Regions from separate parts of the Homo sapiens genome. Here region 1 is linked to region 2. A link is a contact called in ENCODE Hi-C or POLR2A ChIA-PET data. All regions are on one chromosome and are shown on one strand. The core of a region is the stretch at or near the end of the contact, and the rest is flanking DNA. Distances in the headings are between cores, read along the strand shown. Region 1 has its middle 17 kb from the start of RHBDD2. Region 2 holds the start of CCL24 (C-C motif chemokine ligand 24).

Region 1 (2,923 bases), core at 252-2,751, 48 kb after region 2:
TATTTTTAAGCATCTGGAAGTATTTTATAATTGCTTTTTTTATGTGTGTGTGGAGACAGTGTCTCACTATGTTGCCCAGGCTGGTCTCAAACTCCTGGGCTCAAACAATCCTCCCACCTTGGCCTCCGAAAGTGCTGGTAAAAGGTGTGAGCCACCGCGCCCAGCTCTATTTTCTAATTCCCTTGGTGATTTCTCCTTGGATCCATTGGATATTGAGAAGTGTGTTGTTTAATTTCCACATTTTTTTTCTGTTATTGAATTCTAATTTCATTTCACTGTAATAGGGAGAACATACTTGGCATGATTTTCTTTTTCTCTTTTTTTTTTTGAGACGGAGTCTCGCTCTGTCACCCAGGCTGGAGTGCAGTGGCGCCATCTCGGCTCACTGCAACCTCTGCCTCCCGGGTTCATGCCATTCTCCTGCCCCAGCCTCCCAAGTAGCTGGGACTACAGGTGCCCGCCACCAAGCCCGGCTAATTTTTTGTATTTTTAGTAGAGACAGGGTTTCACCATGTTAGCCAGGATGGTCTTGATCTCCTGATCTTGTGATCCACCCGCCTCAGCCTCCCAAAGTGCTGGGATTACAGGGATGAACCTCCGCGCCCGGCCAATTTTCTTTTTCTTTTTGAGGCAAGGTCTCACTTTGTCGTCCAGGCTGGAGTGCAGTGGTGGGGATCTCGGCTCACTGCAACCTCTGCCTCCCAGGCTCAAGAGATTCTCCCACCTCAGCCTCCCTAGTAGCTGGGACTACAGCCATGTGCCACCACAGCTGGCTAACTGTTTGCTTTTTTTTTTCTTTTTTTTTTGAGACGCAGTCTCGCTCTGTTGCCCAGGCTGGAGTGCAGTGGCGTGATCTTGGCTCACTGCAACCTCCGCCTCCCTGGTTCAAGCAATTCTTCTGCCTCAGCCTGCCGAGTAGCTGGGACTACAGGCACGTACCACCACACCCGGCTAATTTTTGTGTTTTTAGTAGAGACGGGGTTTCACTATGTTGGCCAGGCTGGTCTCCAACTCCTGACCTCATGATCCGCCTGCCTCGGCCTTCCAAAGTGCTGGGATTACAGGAATGAGCCACCGCGTCCGGCCAACTGTTTGTATTTTTAGCAGAGACAGGGTTTTGCCATGTTGCCCAGGCTGCTGTCAAACTCCTGGGCCCAAGCAATCTTCCCATCTTGGCCTCCCAAAGTGCTGGGATTATAGGCACGAGCCACATCATTTCAATCCTCTTACATTTATTGAGATTCACTTTATGGCCTAATGTGTGTTCTGTTTATCCTGGAGAATGTTCCACGTATACTGGAGAAGACTATATAGTCTGCTGTTGTTGAATGTTCTATCTGTGCCTGTCAGGTTTAGTTGGTTGATAGCGTTGTTCCAGTCTTCCATAACCATGCTGATTTTCTGTCTAGCTGTCCTATCCATTATTGCAAGTGGAAGTACACACACTAGTGGAATTACCCACAGTAGTGGAATTACTAGGTCATATGGTAATTCTATGTCTTAGCTTTTTGAGGAACTGCCAAACTGTCTTCTGTAGCAGCTGCATCATTTTACGTTTCCATCAGCAGTGCAAAAGGATTCCAGTCTTGCCACATCCTTGCCGGCGCTTGTTATTTTCTGTTTTTTTAAAAATATGTCATAGCTATCCTAATAAGGTGTGAAGTGGTATCTCATTGTCTTTTCAGTTTGAATCTCCTTAATGATTAGTGATGTTGAGCATCTTTTTATGTGCTTATTGGCACTTGTCTATTTTCTTTGGAGAAATATCTATTCAAGTTCTTTGCCCAATTTTCTTTCTTTATTTCTTTCTTTCTTTTTTTTGAGACGGAGTTTCGCTCCTGTTGCCCAGGCTGGAGTGCAGTGGCATGATCTCAGCTTACTGCAACCTCCACCTCTAGGGTTCAAGCGATTCTCCTATCTTAGCTTCCCAAGTAGCTGGGATTACAGGCTTGGGCCACCACGCCCGGCTATTTTTGTATTTTTAGTAGAGACGGGGTCGGCTATTTTTGTATTTTAGTAGAGACAGGGTTTCACCGCGTTGGCCAGGCTGGTCTCAAACTCGTGACCTCAAGCGATCCATCCGCCTTGGCCTCCCTAAGTGCTGGGATTACAGGCGTGAGCCACCGTACCCAGCACCAGTTTTCAGTTGGTTTGTTTGTTGTTGAGTTGTAGGAATTCTTTATATATTTTGGATTTGATTTGTAAATATTCCCTCCCTTTCTGTGGGTTGTCTTTTTACTCTCTTGATAGTTTCTTTTGATGCACAAAGGTTGAAAATTTGGTGGTCGGGCACAGTGTCTTACACCTGTAATCCCAGCACTTTGGGAGGCCAAGGCAGGAGGACTGCTTGAGCCCAGGAGTTTGAGACCAGCCTGGGCAAAATAGTGAGACCTTGTCTCTATTTAAAAAAAAAAAATTTTTTTTAAGTTTTAAATTTTGATGAAGTTCAACTTCTCTATTTTTTCTTTTATTGCCTTTTTATGGCTTTTGGTGACACATCCAAGAAATCATTGCCAAAGCCAATGTGTTTTCTTCTAAGAGTCTTATAAGTTTTACCTCTTATATTTAGGTCTTTGACTCATTTGGAGTTAATTTCTGTATATGGTGTGAGGGAAGGGTCAAATGGCATTTTTTTTTTTTTTTTTTTGCATATGGATATCCCACTTTTCTCAGCACCGTTTGTTGAAAATGTTGCCTTTTCCCCATTGAATGGTCTAGGTCCTCATGTCAAAAAGCAATTGACTTTAAATATGAGGGTTTATTTCTGTGTTCTTTCTTCTATTCCATTGGTCCACATTTCTGTCCTTGCACCAGTTCTGCACCATTTTGTCACCTTGAATCACTTTGAATAGACTCACTGCTCTTTATTTTTTTTTTTTTAGACAGAGTCTCGCCCTGTCACCCAGGCTGGAGTGCATTGGCA
Region 2 (2,700 bases), core at 113-2,612:
TTATGAAGCTATTTGGAGGACAGACACATGTCAGCCCACGTGACCTTGAGCAAGTTACCTTCCTGAGCCTCAGCTGTCCTCTGTAAAATGGGAACAATCATCGCTACCCCATAGAATTGTTGAGAGAATTAGATAAGATATTGTCTTGTGCCCCTGAATAGTGACTTGTTATATATTTGGTGCTCAGTAGATATTGAATCTAAATCCTTCTCCTGGTGGATCACGCCTGTAATCCCAGCACTTTGGAAGGCTGAGATGGGCAGATCACTTCAGGTCAGAAGTTCGAGACCAGCCTGGTCAACATGGTGAAACCCTGTCTCTCCTAAAAATACAAAAATTAGCCGGGCATGGTGGTGCGTACCTGTAATCCCAGCTACTCGGGAGGCTGAGGCATGAGAATTGCTTGAACCTGGGAGGCGGAGGTTGCAGTGAGCCAAGATCGTACCACTGCACTCCAGCTTGGGTGATAGAGACTCTGTCTCAGGGGAAAAAAAAAAAATCCTCCTCCTGGCTGGGTGTGGTGGTTCATGGCCGTAATCCTAGCACCACTTTGGGAGGCTGAGATGGGAGGATCACTTGAGCCCAGGAGGTTGAGGCTGCAATGCAATGAGCTATGATCGTGCCACTGCACTCCAGCTTGGGTGACAGAGCAAGACCCTATCTCCTAAAAAGAAAAATGAAATTAAAAAAATAAATATATCCTCCTCCTAGTTTTATGGGCAAGGAAGTTGAGGACCAGAGAGGGGAGGTGACTTCTCCAGGGATGCACAGAGCTGGGGCTGGCTGACCTTGCTTCTCAGGGACCCTGGAGTTGCACCTGCCCCCACCCCTCTCCTGCCACGTGCCCATGAAGGATACCTACATCACTCCTGCCTTGAGGCATGTGCTCCTGCTGGACAGCTGGTAGCTGACCACTCGGTTCTCAGGAATTCTCTTGGAAACAAAGAACATGCAGCAGGGAGAGGGGATGACCACAGAGCCTAGAAGAGGAGAGAGAGAAGAGCCACGTCTTTTCCCAGCCTCCCCTTGGCTCTGGGCCTCAGAGCTGGAGCTTGAACCCTGCACCAAACACCGCCAGTCCATTCACTGGGCCACCCTTTCCCCAGCGCTTCCCTCCAGCCCCAGGCTGGTCAGTCCTGCACCCCCCACTGTGCCATCCCAGCCATGCCCTTGGAACTGCATCCTGTCGGAGGTCTTACCCGTAGGGATGATGTGGTGGGCACAGACACCAAGGAACAGAAGGCTGGTTACTATGGTCATCAGGCCTGCCATGTCTCAGAGAGCAGAAGCACCAGCTCGGGGCTCAAAGCTGACGTGCAGGAGGAAAGGACCTAGGGATAAATAGCTCGGGTCCTTGCAGAGTACCCCAAACTCCCTCCCTCTGCCCTTTATGGGGCAACTAGAAGGAAACACGCCCCCGAGCCCCCTCCACGCTTCCTTGAAAATCCTGAGGCCTGTGGTCTGGAAAGAGGAAGTTGTTGTCCCGTTGTTGCCCAGCTGAGTCAAGGGTTATCTTGGGCTCCGAACGAAAGAACTGGGGGAGGGGACATCACCCCACCTAGGCCAAGTTCAAAGGTGTTGGATGCATTGTCAGAAGGCCCATGGGATCCTGGCTGTGTTGGCCACTCCCTGTGGGATCCTGGATAAGTCACTCACCTCCCTGAGCCTCAGTTACTTCAGCTGAAAATGGGCAGAGTCATCCCTATCTTCTCCCTTCCATTCATTCATTCATTCATTCACCCAATTATTTATTAGGCATGTGGTCTGTGCCAGGCACTGGGAGGACTCTAATGGGGAGACAGATTTGTGATCAAGTGTGTGTAACAGACAATGAGAGGTCAGCTGGGCACGGGGGCTCATGCTTGTAATCCCTGTGCTTTGGAAGTTTCAAGTGGGAGGATCATTTGAGGCCAGGACTTTGAGACCAGCCTAGGCAACAAAGCAAGACCCTATCTCTATAAAAAATAAAAAAATTAGCCAGGCGTGGTGGTGCAGGCTTGTAGTCTCAGCTCTTGGGGAGGCTGAGGTGGAAGGATGACTTGAACCCAGGAGTTCAAGGCTGCAGTGAGCTGTGATCACACCACTGCCTCTCCAGGCTGGGCAACAGAGCAACACCCTGTCTTAAAATCAATCAATCAACCAATCAATCAATCAGTCCATGACAAGTCTTGACAGAGCAAAGCAGATGCTGTCAGGACCGCTTTCCATCAGCTCTCGGTGGCCTTGAAGTCCCAACAGCCATCGCCTGTACCCTCAAGTTGCCGGAGCCACTTAGTCACCAAGATTCTAGGGAAGTGGGAAATGCCTGGAAATTCACATCCTCTGAGGTGGCCAATGTCTGCCAGAGGGATGCCGACTCCAGATCCAGCATGACCTACCCTGTTTCCTGAGTTTCCAACTCGGTCAAATCTGTGACTCTCTGTGCAGCCGGACTTTGCTTGGCCCCTTCCCGCGCCGACCAGATTCCCAGTCCCCCGATGGTCTCTCGTGGAAGCATCTCTTAATAAACCACAAGCCCATGAATCCCTGCCAAGGGTCTGCTTTGGGGACCCTGACCCAGGACAAGGTATGGGGGTGGTGGGTGGGAGGAAGGGAAACATAGGAGAAACCAGGGGCCGGGAGCGGTGGCTCATGCCTGTAATCCCAATGCTTTAGGAGGCTGAGGCGGGAGGATTGACTGAGGCCAGGAGTTTGAGACCA

What was found. Hi-C counts contacts between places; a loop is a spot of excess contacts on that map. ChIA-PET counts read pairs that join two places held with the same protein, here RNA polymerase II (POLR2A). Pooled maps may share reads with other maps.
Region 1: a map of CD14-positive monocyte shows a loop between it and region 2 (2.0-fold over the local background). The contact joins the enhancer-like site here to the promoter of CCL24 in region 2. A Hi-C loop is called at or near these places in 1 of 168 maps with a recorded cell type or tissue (CD14-positive monocyte) and 1 of 50 pooled maps. POLR2A ChIA-PET finds 5 or more read pairs at or near these places in 5 of 52 experiments (A673, CD8-positive, alpha-beta T cell, K562 and 2 more).

What each region holds. Positions count from the first base shown.
Region 1 is chr7:75,860,295-75,863,217 of GRCh38, forward strand. No RefSeq gene overlaps it. Among named protein-coding and RNA genes, the nearest start is that of RHBDD2, 17 kb to the right of the region's middle. Within about 2 kb of position 1,502, at least 3 of the 41 ENCODE cell types and tissues checked have a DNase peak (open chromatin) inside an H3K27ac peak, as active enhancers do; they include CD14-positive monocyte, where a contact is called at or near this core.
Region 2 is chr7:75,812,444-75,815,143 of GRCh38, forward strand. It overlaps CCL24 (C-C motif chemokine ligand 24), which reads right to left and starts at 1,363. Exons shown (of 3, transcript NM_002991.3): 1 at 1,200-1,363; 2 at 863-980. The coding sequence starts at 1,272.